Regions from separate parts of the Mus musculus genome. Here region 1 is linked to region 2. The links are chromatin contacts, found by Hi-C or POLR2A ChIA-PET in ENCODE. All regions are on one chromosome and are shown on one strand. The core of a region is the stretch at or near the end of the contact, and the rest is flanking DNA. Distances in the headings are between cores, read along the strand shown.

Evidence for each region. Hi-C counts contacts between places; a loop is a spot of excess contacts on that map. ChIA-PET counts read pairs that join two places held with the same protein, here RNA polymerase II (POLR2A).
Region 1: a map of left cerebral cortex shows a loop between it and region 2 (2.2-fold over the local background). The contact joins the promoter of P2ry13 here to the promoter of P2ry14 in region 2. A Hi-C loop is called at or near these places in 20 of 37 maps with a recorded cell type or tissue (Patski, T-helper 1 cell, T-helper 17 cell and 5 more). POLR2A ChIA-PET finds 5 or more read pairs at or near these places in 1 of 5 experiments (Patski).

Annotation. Positions count from the first base shown.
Region 1 is chr3:59,207,957-59,212,801 of GRCm38, reverse strand. P2ry13 (purinergic receptor P2Y, G-protein coupled 13) reads left to right here and starts at 1,920. Exons shown (of 2, transcript NM_028808.3): 1 at 1,920-1,980; 2 at 2,444-4,845. The coding sequence starts at 2,447. The coding sequence ends at 3,460. All of the region lies in intron 15 of Med12l (mediator complex subunit 12-like), which reads right to left.
Region 2 is chr3:59,127,865-59,132,901 of GRCm38, reverse strand. It overlaps P2ry14 (purinergic receptor P2Y, G-protein coupled, 14), which reads left to right and starts at 2,140. Exons shown (of 2, transcript NM_001287124.1): 1 at 2,140-2,408. The coding sequence starts at 2,406. The region is part of intron 15 of Med12l (mediator complex subunit 12-like); the gene reads right to left.

The sequences.
Region 1 (4,845 bases), core at 671-3,170, 80 kb before region 2:
CAACAAATATCAGCTAAGGAACTTACCAAGGGGAGCTCTCATTTAACAAGTGTGTAGTAGTTATGAAGATGACTCAGCTAGAGAAGACCAACCATGACCATGCAGAGCTCAATCCATGAAACCCACATGTTGGAAAGATATAACTAACCCACTGAAGGAAAACACACACACACATACACACACACTCACACACTCACAATAAATATGTATTTCACAACCAAAAGAATGTACCTTTGTGACCCTAGAAATGTCCATTGCTGATCAGTTCCTCTTTTCAAAGTTTCCCACATTTGGCATTTTGAAATTTGACCAAAATGTGATTTCTACTTCTCATATTATGAAATTATCCTGTACAGAATTTCCCTTGTTTAAAGTAAAAATTTCCAGACCTTCAATGTTATATTGGATTGGGGGCTATTGAGAAATTTAAAATTGACTGTGTTTATGGTTAAAATTAACAATAAACCTACTTTAAAATATTGATTTTGCTAGGTTTTTATCCTCTTATAAAGCAAAAGGATATATATTTAAGTTAAGGGGCATTACATCAGTAAATCCTAACATATTTTAGCCAAAAAGAAAATTTTTACAATGTGCCATTTATTCCCTAGAGTTAACCAACGTTCCCTGGAAACACAGTACATTTCATTTTAAAATGTTCAAATGTGGAATCAATGGATTCCAAATTCTCAACCAAGTAATATAGGAATTACTAGTTAGCCAAACCCTGAAGACGGTCCATCTCTACGGTAAGCGCGTGGCAAGAACGGTGAAGTGAAACTTGCCATAGAGAACCACACATCCTCCCCAGGATCATCTGATTTCCTCTTTCCCTTCATCTGTCGGGCAGGGAAGCAGACTGTCACACATTGTAACTTTCTGCACACTCCCTGAGATTTAAAACGAAACACTGTACCAATCTGAGGCCAGCCCTGATTCAAAACTTCTCTAAGTCTCAAGAATGGAGGTGGTTTCCCAAAAGGGCTTCCTAAAAGTGCCACACTGTAGCTCCACTCAAACTGGGCAATTCAAGGAACCCAAGCAATGAGCGGCTGGCATGTTTAGCTTTCACTGATGTGCCCTGGGTCGGTCCATCGGTCCCCCTCCCCCACACTCCTATGAAGTAGATGATGATTTCAAACTTGCTACATGAGAGAATGAGGTATATAGCTCTTAAAACATTTGTTTAAACATAATACCGAATAATGCAGAGGTCCAGGAATAATAGCTACCACTTCTTGGGAAATGTGACTCATAATCTGCCACAGATCTAGGGATCAAAAGACTAACAGCAATGTCTGAAGAAAGGAAACAAAGCAAAACAAACAAGCAACCAACAACCAAAGCCTAGCCTTAGACATACAAACTTCTTGCACGCCCAGGCTGTAAGGGACAGAAGATGATTTGATTTTCAGATCAAGTCTTCTCCTCCTACTTGATTGTAATTTCATACTATTTTCTTCATCATTTTAACTCCTACTATTACATATGAAGTATTCAATAAGGTCGCTGAATGTGAATAATAAAAAGTAAAACACTGGGCCTAGAGAAATAGTTCGGCGGTTAAAGGGATTTTCCTGGCACCCACTCCAGGCAGCTCACAGTCACCTTGGACCCCAGCTCCAGGGAATCCAACACTTCTGGCCTCTGAGGGCACCTGAATGCATATGCGCCCTTACACATATAATTTAATATAATAAAATAGACCACATGTTAAGAATATGGCGTGGTGGCGTGCCTGCAGAGCCGGTGACAGCACTGGATTCAATACTCAGAACACGCAACCAATAACTACTGGTAAATGCTCCAAAGGTCTAAAGACAAAGAGGTTCTAGAAAATGTGGGTATTACAGAAGCCCACAAGGGGAAATGAGGAAGGAAAAGCAGTATAAGAAAGCAGAACCTTTACTTCACAAGCTATTCGTGGGTTGAGCTAGTAACTGCCACAACTCATACAGCTGAGTCTCTTCCAAAACAAAGGTCAGTTTAATTTTTCTTATGAATTTGCTTGCTATAAAAGGTAAAAGGTGGTTAAATTTTCTAGAAATCTAAATATAATATTCTGTAATCACGGGCTGCAAGCATAAGGTACTTCATAACGCATGACACACTACCCTGTACTCTTACATCTTAAATTAGGTTCTGTCACCGCCGTGTAGTGATTGGTGCTTGCTATTTGGACTTCACAAGGGTAGACATTAACAGGACTTTATAAAACAAAACTAAACTGAACAAAAACCAACCAAACAACAACAGCAACAAAACTAAGCTATGTGCTCAAAAAAGCTCTAGCCAAAGAATCAAATCCGCTGAATGAGTTAAATAGTAAGTTTGTTTTTACAAGAAGTAGTTATCTGCCAATCCACAAGGACCCTTTGTTTACCTTCCTTTGTATGCCTGCTTATGTGTAATCTTTCTCTGTGTGCATGTTTATGTGTAATAGCTGATGCTCGGGACAATCAACACCACTGGGATGCAGGGCTTCAACAAGTCTGAGCGGTGCCCCAGGGACACTCGGATGACACAGCTGCTGTTCCCGGTTCTCTATACTGTGGTCTTCCTGGCAGGCATCCTGCTGAACACCGTGGCCCTCTGGGTGTTCGTCCACATCCCCAGCAATTCCACCTTTATCGTCTACCTCAAGAACACTCTGGTGGCAGACTTGATAATGGCACTCATGCTGCCTTTCAAAATCCTTTCCGACTCACACCTTGCGCCCTGGCAGCTCCGAGGATTTGTGTGCACGCTCTCCTCCGTGGTCTTCTATGAGACGATGTATGTGGGTATCATGATGCTGGGCCTCATCGCTTTCGACAGGTTCCTCAAGATCATCATGCCGTTCAGGAAAACCTTTGTCAAAAAGACGGCTTTCGCAAAAACAGTCTCCATTTCCGTCTGGTCCCTGATGTTCTTCATCTCCCTGCCAAACATGATCTTGAACAAGGAGGCAACGCCATCATCCGTGAAGAAGTGTGCATCTTTGAAGAGTCCCCTTGGGCTGTGGTGGCATCAGGTGGTCAGTCACACCTGCCAGTTCATTTTCTGGGCTGTGTTTATTCTGATGCTTCTGTTTTATGCGGTGATTACCAAAAAGGTGTACAACTCCTATAGGAAGTTTAGGAGTAAGGACAGCAGGCACAAGCGGCTGGAGGTGAAGGTATTTATCGTCATGGCTGTCTTCTTTGTCTGCTTTGCCCCACTGCATTTTGTCAGAATACCATACACTTACAGTCAAACCACCAATAAGACTGACTGTAGGTTAGAAAACCAGCTGTTTATTGCTAAAGAAGCAACTCTCTTTCTGGCAACAACTAACATTTGTATGGACCCCTTAATATACATAATTTTATGCAAGAAGTTCACACAAAAGGTGCCATGTGTGAGATGGGGAAAGGCAAGAACAGCAGGATCAAGCGAAGACCACCACAGTAGTCAGACAGACAACATCACCCTAGCCTGACCACTGTGTCCCACAGGTTAATTTCACGCATGGCCTCACGTCTATTTATGGATGGGATTTCAAAAGATCATTTATGTGGAGACCTCATTTAAGCATTACAGGAAAAAAGAGGGGAACAAACAGTTCCCTACATTTTATTATCCTAGTGTATGGAAAAACATTATGCCCATTTTAACCACATAGACGTATTTATAAGCAGGATAAATTAAGAGACCATGTAATACAGCAAATGGCCACTAGATGTCACCTTTTCAAGGGCATTCATGTACTATGGAAAAGGTTAATGGGAAACAGGTTTGCCTGAAAAATCTTCCTTCTAGTTACCACCCCACCATCTCTCACACACATAATTCCTAAAACACCAGGCTGGCTTTTACAGCCTTCAGAATGCTGACACTTGTGAACAGAAACCAACCAACTTGCATATCCAGTGCCTGTGTGGAAAGGCTAAGGTGGGGGCTCAAAGAGATGCAGTCTGAGGAACCAAAGTGGGTTGGTCAAAATAACCCCAGGCATCTCAAAAGATTTCCTCCTTACAAGTGCAAAGGGCTGCTCCTACATCTAAACAGAGCACCAGAAGAGAGGCACATGCAACAGGCAAAGCCAGTTCACAGCCATGTGCAATCCAGAGAGGGGAAGTGTTTAGTCAGCAAAACCTTCCTGGGCAACAGCATCTGCATCCTGTTGGAAAATACTTATTTCCCTCACTGTTTATCTATAAATTAGGTTCCTTGCTACACACTGTCTTATATTAACTGCTTTCATTCTTAGCCACATTTCCCAAAAACAGGGTTCGTAAAAAGACAGCAAAATCACACATTTTTACAAAAGAAATGGGGTAAGGATATCCTAGACGGGATGTTTGTTGTACACTATCCTTAGTGCATGTGAGCAAGGGGATGGTTGGCCTGGCATTAGTAATATTCATGTGGGAAGATTTTTCAAAGCCTGATTCATTTTATTTGGGCCTATCTACTTCCCTGGATCTCATTATGGGTTTAAGAAAATTAAAATATGTGGCTGGTGATGCTGGGTTTTCTGGAGAACACGACGACTCTTCCCCTAACCGCGCCTGTAATGTGAAATCCTGGCTTCTCTCTTTCCATAGCCTCAGAAGCCACAGAGGCAAGAGAACTTCCTTGTCTTCCTGGAATCACTTGCTAATCTTGACCTTTACAAACTCCATTTAATATGGCACATTTGGTCCGCACTGCACTGTACATAGAACCTTCCATCTGACCCACTTTGTAAGTTCCTATTGATTAGTGACACCCAAAGTTGCTGTCCCTTACTCCAGGTAACCTTACCTGCCCAACCTCCTCCGAGTCCTCCAGCCCAGTCACTTCCTCATCTGTGTGACATCATTCCTCATCTACTTATCGAAT
Region 2 (5,037 bases), core at 891-3,390:
TATCCAGCCTAAAAAGGCAATGTGATTCTGCTACATGCTTCAGCATGTTATGAACCAAAATCATAATATACTAAGTGAAATAAGCCAGCCACCCAAGGGCTAAGTGATGCCACACGTCTAAAGTACCTACTGAAGTCAAATCCACGTGGATAGGAAGCAGGGTGGCAGCTTCCAGAGACAAAGAGATGCTTTTGTAATGGTGTTAGAGTTTCAGTTTTGCAAGATGAACAGATTTCTGAGAATGATGGTGGTCATGGTTTCGTGACAATGAGGTAACACATATGTCACTGAACCATCCCTGAGAAGTGGTCAAGAGACTGAGTGTGGTGGTTTGAACCTGTAATCCCAGCACTGGAGAGGCTGGGGTAAGGTGAGGTGTTCAGACTCTGCTCTGAGAGACACTATTTAAAACCCAAAGGCCAGGTGTGGGGCACACACCTAACTCCATCCACAAGTACAAAGACACAAGGACTACAAGCTCTGAGGCTGCTGAGCTCCTACAGGAAGTCCAGGTGAGCCTGAAACTCACAACAGGGTTATTTCAGAAAAGAAAACAGGTCAAGACAGAACATTTGTGTGCACTTTCACAATTAAAAAACAAATGCTGCCTTTATATATCTTTTAAAAATAACGAGTAGGCTGAGCAATGGGTAGTGGGGCTGGATTTGTGCAGTTTCCATGAAGTCACACAGGAAAATAGATTACAAGGTAGAAGGGAAGTGAAGACAGCACACAGGAACTATTTTCTAATGCATCTGCAAAGGATGCTAGAAGAACAGTTTGATAGTTGCTTAGGAGATACGAGACAGTTTGAGGAACTTTTACTTTTGATTCGGTAAGACAGAGTTGGGCGGGAGGGGAAAATGGTGAGACCAAAAAAAAAAGAGAGAGAAATCTAAGAAAGACCAGAGAAAATGCTCCAGGTCCAGTGCTGGGTGGAAGCATTCAAAGTTGGCTTAAGCACATGGAGGAACCTCGGCATAATGGTACAGAGAGATGGTGTGGTATTGTGTTAATCCAGAGTACAACTGGAGAGCAAAAAAAAAAAAAAAAAAAAAAATCCATGGGAACAATTTGTTAAATACTCAGAAACAGGTCAGTTAGCAAACCAACATGGAAATAGTGCTATCCAAAATCAGACCGGAGTTGTGCTGATAAACTGGAGAAAGGTCGGAAGTCCCTACGCACCACTAAAGGATGGTGCAGACTGGGCACAATTAGCATCCCACAAGGACAGGGCATGTGTGTCCCAAAGAGGGGGCTGGCATCTTTTGAACCACTCTCTGCTCATCTGTTGCTGCATTGCCAGTACAGGGCAAGGCTCCTGTGGACACCCACACAGGTGTGCTTTACTCTCAGATAAATGTTCAGTTTTCCAGAAAAAATAAAGCAAAGGGGAGTGGGGGAACCTTAGCTAGTTAAAACCATGTGAATCAAAACTTTAAAATGAATCCAAACAGAGAACACTGTAGCTATTATTACTACAGCTTCACACAAAAGGTCATGGCTAGACATGGGAACAATCCATCCTCCTGCCGGCTGGGTTCCTCTCCCTCTTCACACACCCCTTCATGCTGTTTACCCTTGATCAGGCCTTGACAATCTGTAACCCTTAGCAAATCTACATCAGCTCCAACTTATATAAGCACAAACTAGAGCCGGCCTCCAAAAGCTGGTGGAAATCTGTACTGCTGGATGCTCAGGAATTTGGCGAGCCATCAACATTTCAGAGGGTACTTTAAATGTTTTGGTTTGAGCCCTAATGCAGCACTTCCCGCTTGTCAACATGAACAGCCCAAGCTAAAAAGCAAAGTACATTTCCCTCAGTACCAGTCAGATGTTATACTAAGTCGCTGAACCAATCTTACCTACAGGGACTGTGGAGGCCAGAAGAATTGGTAAGTAGGAAAATTCCATCCAGTTCAGGGTAGAGTCAAAGACTACAGGTAATCCCAAAGTAAGATGGCTTTCTGCACTTTGAGTCTCCGAAATTGTTCCTATGTGATGAATGGAACACTGGATTTATAGGTGAGACTGGACTTTCCCTACGTTCAGCAAGGTAATGAAGCATGATTTTCTTCTGTGGGCTCACGGACTAGGAATTGGGAGTTCCTCTTTTAAGCAAGCTCTCAGGCTGATGCAGAATAGCAGTGTGCAGTAGCAGAGATGGGGTTAAAAGGAGTTATCTGATCCTGTGAAGGGGACAAGTGCAGCTGGGTTATGACGCAACCCTCGGAGCAAAGGCAGCTCAATAACTAAAATGCTTAGGAAAGAAAACAAATACAGAGCATGAAGGCCGCCACCCCAGCAGAGCTGAAGCCAGACGTGAAGGAGTTCATGTAAGGGAGTCCCTGCTGTCCTCCAGACACACTGATGCCTGGGCTACGGATGGGGACGGGGACGCAATGGTAAGTCACACTCTAATTTCAAAAGAGAGAAAGAGGAATCAGAGTGGCCTCCTGGTGCTTGTGTCTTAGGGTTTATATTTTCATTTCCTTGATCCTTAAGTTCTGATTTCTTCCTCTAAGGCTTAAAAAAAAATACGTAAAGAGTGGTTTTAGTTTCAATTCACGAGTGGCGAGGATGAAGAAGATACTTACAAAGTTCCATCTATAGTCTACTTTTCTGTAAATTGTAAAGTAACTTAAATGAAGCCTGACTAACATTTTTGTAACCTAAAATATACTTATGGTAAGCTCTAGTTTATTTATTCAACCACCTAAAGATTGATAGGTTAAAAAAAAAAACCTCATTTGATGGAAAATTTGTAAACTTGCAACTGTAGGGAGAGGTTTTGAGACTCAACCACAGCGTGCCCTCATGCTGAAGGAAGTTTAAAAGAAGTAAATTCAGTATTTACTATATCCTGACAACTTTAAAATATTAGCTAATCACAAGAAATTGTTATGGGTTGGGGTATAAAATACCTATGACCACTCTTCCTAAAAATAAAGAAGACCCTTCTCTGCCTTTAGCTCATGTCATGTGCACAAGAGCCAAGAGACACTGTGACAGCATGTCATGATTTTATATGACAGGGAGGATTTCTAGTTAACAGGTCCATGCACTGAGCTCATAGGTTACTGTCCTCCACCTTTAAGACTTGGAACACATGCTGTCAGATCGTCAGGTCACTGGGTGTTCCGAATAGGCAGGGGACACTGGAAAAAAAAATCTCTGTATGTCTCTGTCTTACCAATCTGAAACTGAGTTTAGCAAGTTTCAGAGTCAAGGTGACTTGTCTAATTAAAGGGCAAGACTAGTACTCAGAGAAACCATCCGGCTCCCAATCTATTTCCTTGTCTCTAGCATACAATGACTATGACTAATAAAAAATGTAATTTATGCATGAATAGGAGAGAAATGCAAGACTGTGCAGAACTGGCTAGCCCTTTAGCTGGATGTTTACATAATAAGGGCAGTAATCGAGTTATAGAAAATAGTTAATATTATTGGAGTCCCAAAAAGGGGGGGGGGGGCGAAGCAAGCTTGCAGATAGACAGCTAAATCTTGATATGCTGAGATCCTGAATAACATTATTTGTTTGGGTTTTTAACTTTTTAACCCGCTTCACCTCTGTCCTAGTACCTATTTAAGCAAATAGATATCAACAATTAAAAAAAAAAAAAACCCCTAAGGCTTATATATCTTGCCCATAGCAGCTGTTCAATAAAAATTTACTTCTTTTCCCATCCTCTGCACTAGTAACTCAGTAAATGAGAGGCAGTACTGCCAGAGCGAAATCAGCACAAAATTACTCAACCTGTAATCCAAAACTGAGAAAGTTACAGTCATATGTGAGACTCAGGAGAAAGGACACCTTATGTAGCAACTTACAAATCATGTTAACTCCTCCAGAAAACTGAATATTGTATCAAAGAACAGGGAGCCCATAACTACCTACTAGATCCACCAAGTGCAGCCCGCCCTGCGTGGCCTGCACTCTCCAGAATCCAGCTATTCCTTCCCTGCCTGAGTTCTACAGTTAGGCCTGTATTCACAAAGATAGACACAAGAGTTAAGTGTGTTGATTCACATGCTCACCAAGCGTGTGTGTGCATGCATGCGTGAGTGTGTGTGTGCGTGTGTATGTGTGTGTGTGTGTGCGTGTGTATGTGTGTGTGTGTACGCGCTTGTGCGTGCGCGTGCGCGTGCGCGTGTGTGTGTGTGTGTGTGTGTGTGTGTGTGCGCGCGCGTGTGCGTGTGTGTGTGTGTGTGTGTGTGTGTGTGCGCGTGTGTACTGAGGCACTTTCCATGTTGCTGAATTACTTCATCAGTCCTTTGGTATTTGCTCAATATACACAGATTGGAAGCTAAAGTATTAAAACCAACAAACTAAACAGAACTTTAAATGCTTTTATTAGAAAGCACAGTTAAACACACTGTAGCCAGACTGCTCAAACGTTTCTTCTTTAGGGTCACTTTTCCCTCCTCCAGATCATGGGAGACTCTTAAGGAGCTGTTCACATGCCCATCCACACTACTGTGCTGTAGACTAAAGATGTAAGAAGTTCTAAAATGTTCATTTTAAGGCAATTTAAAAGAGCTTAAAATATTAACCTAAAAAGCATGAGTTCACAAAGAGCTTATATAGGTAAGTCGCACTGTGCTGTAGTTTCGACCATCTGTTTAATACCTGGTCCACAAAAGCAGGCAGTTCTCAGAGCCCTGGACCACTATATGCTACTACAGAATGCTGTCTTGGCAAAAGAATCTAAAAGATCTAATCTCATGCAAATTATCAGATAAATTGGAGCATGCCGTGGCATATCACACTGTGGGAAGATTAGACACCTCTCCTACAAAGGCTAGACAATCTTGTGCCTGCAAGGGAGTTGGGAAGAGAAGAGGAAGGGTTAGGTGGTGGGCATGGAGGGAGAGAGTACTAGGAGAGACAACTGGAATTGGGACATCTCTAGGACAAGTTAGAAACCCAGTGCCATGGAAACTCATGAGAATCTATGAGGGTGACCCTAGCTAAGACTCTTAGTGATACGGAGCCTGAACCAGCCATCTCTGTAGCCAGACAAGACTTCC